2 separate regions of the Homo sapiens genome follow, and region 1 is linked to region 2. The links are chromatin contacts, found by Hi-C or POLR2A ChIA-PET in ENCODE. All regions are on one chromosome and are shown on one strand. Each heading gives the region's core, a stretch centred on a gene start or an enhancer-like site at or near the end of the contact. The rest is flanking DNA. Distances are from core to core; before and after follow the strand shown. Region 1 holds the start of MTMR12 (myotubularin related protein 12). Region 2 overlaps PDZD2 (PDZ domain containing 2).

The links. A loop is a pair of places that touch in the nucleus more often than their neighbours do. ChIA-PET counts read pairs that join two places held with the same protein, here RNA polymerase II (POLR2A). Pooled maps may share reads with other maps.
Region 1: a loop to region 2 is called in a map of OCI-LY7, with 2.0 times the contacts of the local background. The contact joins the promoter of MTMR12 here to the enhancer-like site in region 2. A Hi-C loop is called at or near these places in 2 of 168 maps with a recorded cell type or tissue (OCI-LY7 and psoas muscle), 3 of 37 single-sample maps with no recorded cell type and 4 of 50 pooled maps. POLR2A ChIA-PET finds 5 or more read pairs at or near these places in 1 of 52 experiments (CD4-positive, alpha-beta T cell).

What each region holds. Positions count from the first base shown.
Region 1 is chr5:32,311,079-32,315,305 of GRCh38, reverse strand. MTMR12 (myotubularin related protein 12) reads left to right here and starts at 2,367. Exons shown (of 16, transcript NM_001040446.3): 1 at 2,367-2,548. The coding sequence starts at 2,468. RefSeq lists an enhancer at 1,899-1,948 and silencers at 2,039-2,828, 2,899-3,038.
Region 2 is chr5:31,988,460-31,993,072 of GRCh38, reverse strand. The region is part of intron 3 of PDZD2 (PDZ domain containing 2); the gene reads right to left. Among named protein-coding and RNA genes, the nearest start is that of MIR4279, 55 kb to the right of the region's middle. Within about 2 kb of position 2,192, at least 2 of the 41 ENCODE cell types and tissues checked have a DNase peak (open chromatin) inside an H3K27ac peak, as active enhancers do.

The sequences.
Region 1 (4,227 bases), core at 1,118-3,617, 320 kb before region 2:
GAAATCCTACCTATTGAAACAACAGGGATGCAAATGGTCAGTACCTAGTGTTACCTGAAGTTATTAATACAAAGAAGCAGGCCGAACTGCAGCCTGATTAATGCTTAGTTATAACTCTATTTTTGTGCAGAATTCTTCTCAACCTTGTAAGGATGGCCTCAACTTGGACTCCCCAAATAGAATTGACCACACTTTCATTGTGCTCCTTTCTAATTTGTATAATTATAATGTTAAGAACTTGGGATTTCGAATGAGACAAACCCGGGTTGAAATCCCAGCTCTCTCAGTGACTAGTTGTGAGACCTGGGCAAATTACTTGCATCTCTGTTTTGTCACCTGGAAACTGGGATAAGGAAACTCAGAGGCGGCTGCAGCACAGCTATACCAAATATTGGCTTACAGGTGGCAATCTAGCTGGAAACGGAGCTGCAGGACTTGCGTTGAAACTATGTTTGCAAAAGCAAGCACATTTGTTTTCACTAAGATTTTATATTTACTTGGAGTGTATTTGGGAAGGGGGAGCACATGGAGATTAAGAGGGTAAAAATCAAGGTCACCAATGAGAGTACTTAGCACAGTGCCTGACGCCTAAAAAATTAACTGCAAATATTTATGTTTTTTTCCACTAGATTGAATTTCTTAAGAGCTGGATTCTATCTTATTTATCTGCAACTAACAACGCTTGGCACCAAATGTAGAACTGAAATGAATTTTCTTTGCAATCTTGACTAAAAAATGAGGGTTTTATCAATAACTTCGTAGAGTAAATAGAAGTCTCTTAAGGGCTCTTGATATTCTTCCTGTTGGAAACACAAAGAAGGGAAAGGTTTGGAAAAATGAAGTTGACAAAGTCTTTTATTATCAAACGCTCAAACTTATTCCTCACTGCCTTGTTAACACTTGATTTGACACTTTTTTTTTTCTGTTTGAGACACAGTCTTGCTCTGCCACCCAGGCTGGAGTGCAGTGGCGCGATCCTGGCTCACTGCAACCTTGGTTCAAGCGATTCTCGTGCCTCAGCCTCCCGAGTAGCTGGGATTACAGGCGCCCGCCACCACACCAGGCTAATTTTTGTATTTTTAGTAGAGATAGGGTTTCTCCATGTTGGCCAGGCTGGTCTCAAACTCCTGACTTCAGATGATCCACCCGCCTCGGCCTCCCAAAGTGCTGGGATTAGAGGCGTGAGTCATCGTTTGTCTCATTTTTGTTTACATTTAAAATAATAAACCTTGAGGTCGGGCGCGGTGGCTCACGCCTGTAATCCCAGCACTTCGGGAGGCCGAAGCGGGTGGATCATCTGAAGTCAGGAGTTTGAGACCAGCCTGGCCAACATGGTGAAACCCCCGTCTCCATTAAAAATACAAAAATTAGCGGCATGGCGCGGTGGCTCATGCCTCTAATCCCAACACTTTGGGAGGCTGAGGCGGGCGGATCACGAGGTTAGGGGTTTGAGACTAGCCTGGCCAACATGGTGAAACCCCGTCTCTACTAAAAATACAAAAATTAGCCGGGTGTGATGGCAGGCGCCTATAATCCCAGCTACTCGGGAGGCTGAGGCAGGAGAATCGCTTGAACCTGGGAGGCAGAGGTTGCAGTGAGCCTATACTACGCCATTGCACTCAAGCCTGGGCGACAGAACGACACACACACACACACACACACACACACACAAAATTAGCTGGATATAGTGGCGGGCGCCTGTAATCCCAGCTACTCAGGAGGCTGAGGCAAGAGAATCGCTTGAACCTGGGAGACGGAGGTTGCAATGAGCAGAGATCGCGCCATTGCACTCCAGCCTGGGCGACAAGAGCAAAACTCCGTCTCAAAAGTAAATAATAATAAAATAAAAAACCTTGAACGTCATCGCTGTAAGTTGGGAACTCCTATAGCAAGATTCCATACATCCCATTTTTGGACGTTTTATTCCAAAGACACAAGCAAACGGAAGAAAACGACTGCCGTGAACCCCTGCTAACGACAACTTGGTGACTGCAGGATCATTGGACGACGGTTTTATCCTCGCCATCCAATCGTTGGAAAGTCCGGAGAGAACGCTCTCTGGATTGGTTGGAGGAAACATCTCTCCAAGTGCACTCAAGAATGGGTTGGGAGCGGGGTTCGGCCGGCAGCGCCTCGGGCCAATCAGAGAAAGCATGAGGGCGGGCTCTGCCGCAGGAAGGTGGTGAATCTCGGCGGGTCAAACTCTCCTGACGTGATGGGGGGGCGTGGCCTCCAGTTGCGGTCTCCCGGCTCTCTGGGCCCGCGCACGGGATGGGCGGGGCCCACGGGCCTGGGCGGGGCGAGCGGTGTCAGCGGCGGAGCCGGATGCGGGCGGCATCGCGGCGGTCGCGGCCTTGGGGATGGGCGGAGCCCCAGCCGCTAGTGCTGGTGGCCGCCGCTGCTGCCCCAGCTGGAGCCCGAGCCGCCGCCTCTGCGTCCGCGCGTCGCTGCTTCCCAGGGCGGCGGTATGCTGGGGAAAGGAGTAGTCGGCGGTGGCGGCGGCACCAAGGCCCCCAAGCCCTCCTTCGTGTCGTACGTACGCCCTGAGGTGAGGGGGCGCCGCGCAGGCGGGGCGTCGGGCAGGGGCGGCCGGGGCGAGGGGCGCCGGGAGCCCCTTCCTTGCAGCGGGGAGCGCCGCGGAGCGCTTCCTGCCCTTGTGCCGGGCGACGGGGCAGCCAGGCGGGCTGAGGCCGCAGGAGCGCGCTGGGGCCTCCGCGCGGGCCGGAATGGGGACCCCGGCGCAGGCAGGCAGGTGCCTGAGCGCAGGGCCCGAGCGCTGGAGGCTGGTGGAGGGGCCCGAGCCGAGAAGGGATTGCGGCCCGGAACGCCCCTGGGGATTCTGGAGAGGACCTGGGGTTGTGGGCACTGCTGGGAGGGGTAGGGCCGTGGGTCGGAGCCCCCAACGGGGCCTGCTCGGAGCCCGCGTGGGTCCGTCCTGCCTCTGGACTTTCTCAGTGAGCCCAGAAGCCCGCCGGCCTCCGCTGCCTGCGTCTGAGTGCCTCGGGTGCGGCTGGCGGGATGCCCTGCACCTACGTCCGCCTCCCGTCAGCGCTGCGGGGAGAAAAGGGGGTCGGCCTGGCCTCAGCCAGTCTCTGCTTGTCTCTCCCTTGGGAATTCTCCGCTGTCGCTTCTTTCTCCTCATCCCCTCACCATCATCCTTTCCACCCACTTCTTACTCTTCTGAATCTTCAGGTCAAGAAATTTGTTCATTCATTCAGAAAATACTTCTCGAGCTCCTACTGTGTGTCAGGCACTAAGTGCTTGTGATAGACATCAGTGAACAGGACAGAGATCTCTGCATTCCTGGAGCTTATTTGAGGGGGAAAGGAGAAACGGGGTGAATTATAGATAATTAAGTAAATTATACGGTGTAGTAGGAGGTGATAAATATCATGGGAAAGAAAAGAAATCTTTTTCCTCCTCGCAAAGGTGGCATTTGAGCCGAGACTTGAAGATACGAGAGGTCTGAGAGAAGAGTCGTCCAGGTAGAGGGAACAGCCCCCGGGAAGGTCGTGAGGTGGGAGTGTGTCTGAAGGGTTGGCGGAGCGTCAAGGAAGCCAGCATGGCAGAGGCCCATGGACAAGGGGGACAGTCATAGGAGAGGAGGTTAGAGAGATCAGAACTTGTAGGCCTTGCTCAGGGCTTCTTGAGCAATAGTTCTTAATCCAAATGCCTAATGAGAAGCCTTCTTGTTTTGCATCTGTAAAGGTTTTTTTCTGCCCTTCTCTCCAGCAGAAGTGCAGAAGCACCGCCAAATTTGTTGCAGATGTCTTCCCACCTCTGTAATGCAGAAGCACGTGGGCTGTGGATGAGAGATCTGATCAGGGACTGCTTCCGTAAAGACCACCTGGGGCCTGAGGCATTTGCATATGTATCTTTAAATTCAAGATATGTGTGTTTTCTCCAGGGGAAAGTGCTCTTAAAATGGGTCTTATTTTTAGTCCTAGTTGTAAAATACAAACCATTTCCTCTGTTAGCACTTGATGTGGAGTCAGGGTCATCTTAAAGTTTCAGCGGGCTTCCCTTGTGGTATCACATTTAAGCAATGTGGTCAATTTCTCTTTGTGTCTTTTTAAAACATTTAAACATTTAAAAAATTTTTGTGGGTATAGTAGGTGTATATATTTAATGGGATACATGAAATATTTGGGCTGGGCATGGTGGCTGACACCTGTAATCCCAGCACTTTGGGCCGGCTGAGGTGGGTGGATCACCTGAGGTCAGAAG
Region 2 (4,613 bases), core at 943-3,442:
GGAGCAGTGCAACCACCAAGATGGCAACTTTCAACACTTCCAATGGGGCCCGATGGCCTAGTGGATACCATTGAAAAGAACAGAATCAGGGATGTGCTGACTGGATGTTGTCCTGGCTTTCTGGGCCTCCCACGCCAGCATAGGGAGCAGCCCTGTGGCGGCCTCACGGCACACGCGAGAGTAGGATGGTGGCTTTTTTTTTTTTTTTCCATGGAAGAGGCACACTTGAGAGAAGGATGCTGGCTGTTTTTTTCCGTGGAAGATATGCTCTGGCTGCTGGGGTCTAGAAGATGAGTGTTTCTTCCTCCCCCAGGACAGAAAAGCTGTGAACCTCTTTCCCAAGAGCAACAAGGACCATTCTTAGAGTCCAGAAATAAGAAAATCTATTTGGGTTTTAGCGCAAATTAGTAAAAACCTATCCATCCCCCTTACTAGTTTACACCACCATTCTTTTCTCCTTTTCCCCTCCTCTTTGTTAAACAAAACATGTAAGTATGGTTAACAAAGGATGTGACAATACTAGGTACATTCCTTTCTAATTTTTAAATACTTTTAGAAGTAGGACATGTGACAAGAAACATGCAAAACGATGTTCATGGGAATACAATATCAGCTCAAATGTATATATATATATACTGACAGAAGAGTTCAAGACACTTTCCATCAAGAGCACCCACATTTCCACTCCACTTGCCTGCCCCCAGCCCCAAACCACAAAACTCGTTAAAAATAAAGTCATGCAAAACACTTAACAAATAAAACTGGCTTCAGAGGGCAGAAATCACTAATCTGTAATACAGCCCCCAACTACACTACTCAAGAAACAGACCTTCTTTTTCACTTTTATCCGATAACATAATTTTTTTTTAATTGAAAGTAGGAGATAGGAGGGGAGTGTCCAAAGAAATTAATGCAAGTTTCCTCACCTTGGAATTTCTGATCATCTAATGAAGGGAGTTCAGAGGACTACAAAGGAAGACACAAGCAACAAGAAGTAAATGTTAGCAGTTTTTTTTGTTGTTGTTTTGTTTTTTTCTTTCGAGACAGGGTCTCACTCTGTCACCTAGGCTGAAGTGCAATGGCACAATCTTGGCTCACTGCAACCTCTGCCTCCTGGGTTCAAGTGATTCTCCTGCCTCAGCCTCCCGAGTAGCTGGGATTACAGGTGCACACCACCACATCCACTCAGCTAATTTTTGTATTATTAGCAGAGACAAGGTTTCACCATATTGGCCAGGCTGGTCTTGAACTCCTGACCACTGGTGATCTGCCCACCTCGGCCTCCCAAAGTGCTGAGATTACAGGCGTGAGCCACCGTGCCGGGCCCACAATTGTCAGTTTTAAAGGTATTTGCCTACAGCAACGTTCAGTAAAAAATAAATCAGTGTCTGATATTTACTAGGCTAAAACTTGTACTGGCCAAAATCTAACAGGCCAACTTAAATATAACGATATTAAGGATATTTCCAACTGCCTCCTTAACAATTCCACTTGGGTATCTGATATACACCTTAGTACAATCAAAACTGGACTTTTTTCCTCTCTTACTCCTGGCTTTCCCATCTCAATGCAAACAGCATTATCCTCTACTCAGGCTAAAGATGATCCACAAGCCAAAAGTCCGTGAAGTATCTTTGATTCCTTCTGTTTAATCTCCCACATCTGAACCACGAGCACCATCTGTAGAGTCTACTTCCGAAATAGATGCCAGATCCACCGACTTTGGCCTTCTCCTCTCCCTAACCTCCCCCGTCAAAGTGACCAGCATCTTTAGCTTGGGTGACCACAATAGCCTCCAGTTTGGTCTCCCTTTTAAATTTCACCTCCTACAATCCATTATCCTCCATCAAACATCCAAGGGGAAGGTTTAAAAAACATAGGCTGTGATGCACTCAGCATAAGCCCTCCAACAACTTCCCACAGGACCGAGAATAAGGTTCAAACTCCAAGGTGGCATATGCGAACCTCTGTAACCAGCCCTGCCCACACCTCCTGAATCATCTCCTGGTGCCCAGTGTCTTTCTCATGGAACACTCTGTCATTCCTGCCTGAGGGCAGATGCTTTGCTGGTTCTTCCCTGGGAACATTCTGCCCCGGATTATGCAGGGCTGCCCTTTTCTGACACTCAATCCTCAGCTCAAACATCGCCTCTTTACTGAGATCTTCCTGCTCTGACACCCAACATCAACCAGCCCCCTGCCCATGACACTGCCCGGCCAGCTTTCACTTCACCCTGTTTTATTTCATTGACTCATCAGCTTCTGACACTGTGATTTGTGGATTTGCTTATTTATTGTTTGTGGTATGCTATAAATGCTGTGAGATAAGAACCTTGTCTGTCTTGTTTACCAACTAGTTCTCTAGCAATTAGAACAGTGTCTACCACATTATAATATCCCATAAATAGCACTGAATGAACAAATATAGAATGTTTATCCGCTAATCTTACAGTTCCATGATGGTCCTTGCGACTGAGGTTAAGAAGCTCACACAGATGGGAGATCTGTCTGTTTGCCAGTGTTCATTGTGTGAACCCTGGTCCAGTTGGAGAGACCGAGTTCTGCAACAGACCCTGTCTAGACAGATGGTTTGGGCATTTGTTTTCTTTTACATTAGCTTAAAGGGCAACAAGACTTTGTCAGCCTATTGAGAAAAAGCCAAACCCTGAAAAACTGGATGCTATGGACTTCTGCACTAATGTTGTTGGAGTGTTACCCTTTCCTGTAAACTGCCAATTACTGCGTGAGTTCACACATGTATCCCTTCACTGAAGCCAACGAAGGGATTTATTTACCAAAACAGGAGCGGTACATTAAAGGGAGCTGTCTCACAGCATTTAAATGACCTCATTACTGCTGGAACCAAAAATAAAACTTTATAACAGCAACTTTGCCCCATATGTGAGAAGACACAATCCAACCAGAATCTTGCTGCCGTAAATACTCCGGCGCTAGTTGCAAACCTTTTCTGAAACCGTTTGCTTACCCCTTCTTATTCAGAATGATCAGTAAGAAATGGGTGAGCATAATGTCAGAGCTGGAAGTCCCTTAGTCATCAGACCAAAATGCTCAGTTTATAGGTGAGAAAACAGAAGGCCAGAGAAAGGCCGCAGCAACCTGAAGGCCACAGTGCTGGGGATGGCAGAACTGAGGCAGGAACTTCAGGGTCCCATCTCCCAGGACTAGTATTCTTGGGGCCTTGATTAATAAATACCTACAAGGCACTGAGCTAAGACGGGAAACAAAGACAAAGAAGGCCCCGCCCTGCACTATTCACAATAGCAAAGATACAGAATCAACCTAAGTGTCTATCAATGGCTGACTGGATAAAGAAAATGTGGTATACACCAGGCCAGGTGTGGTGGCTCATGCCTGTAATCCCGGCACTTTGGGAGGCCGAGGCAGGCAGATCACTAGAGGTCAGGAGCTCGAGGCCAGCCTGGCCAACATGGTAAAACCCCCTCTCTACTAAAAATACAAAAAATTAGCTGGACATGGTGGCGTGTGCCTATAGTCCCAGCTATTTGGGAGGCTGAGGCAGGAGAATTGCTTGAACCCAGGAGGCAGAGGCTGCAGCGAGCCAAGATCGCGCCACTGCACTCCAGCCTGGGTGACGGAGTGAGACTTCGTCTCAAAAAAAAAAAAAAAAAAAGAAAAGAAAATGTGGTATATACCACAGAATACTCCTCAGCCATAAAACAGAATTAAATCATGTCTTTTGCAGCAACATGGATGGAACCAAAGGCCATTACCTTCAGTGAAATAACTCAGGACACAAAGTCAAATACTCCATGTTCTCACTCATAAGTGGGAGGTGAACAATGGCTGTCCGTGCAGAGTGGAATAACAGACACTGGAGACTGGAAAACGGGGAAGCAGGGTGAGAGCTAAAAAATTATCTATCAAGAAAAATGTTCACTATTCAGGTGATGGGCACGTTAAAGCCTGAACTTCATCACTACGTAATATATGTGTTGAAGAAATCTGCACCTCCATCCCCCAAATATATAAAACATTTTTAAAAAATCAAAGGCTTTGCTCTTAAAGTCTACTGGGGACACGATGAGCCAAATGGTAATTGGAATACGTCGGGCTCGGGCATGAATGAAGACCAGCAGAGGGTACCGCAGGAGACCGAAGAGGAGATGGCTAATGACAGAGCAGGCGGCAGGAATGTCACAGAGACCTCCTACAGGAGGGTGTCTTGAGGCTTGGTCCCCTAGGAAAGGTAGAAGCTAAGCGACGTGGGAGAGGGGAGAAGAAACCAGGTAGTGAGCGGAGCACTCGCAAAGGCTCAGAGGTGACACTAAGTATGGTCTTTGAAAAAGCTTGCAGTGAATTCACTCCAAATCAGGGAATAAGAAACTGGATATCAGGGATAGCTTCCAGACGGGGGTTAGTTACCAGAAAGGACAGGCCATGAGAAGCTTGCAACTTTCTGCCCTACCCCCATCTTCTGGAGTCAGGGGAGAAATGCTGGATTTTGAGTTAACAAATGATCATGCCTTCAGGATGAAGCCTTCATACAAATCCCTAGAGTATGAGGTTTGGAGAGCTTCCAGGATGGTGAATACATCCACATGCCAGGAGGGTGAATACATCCACATGCCAGGA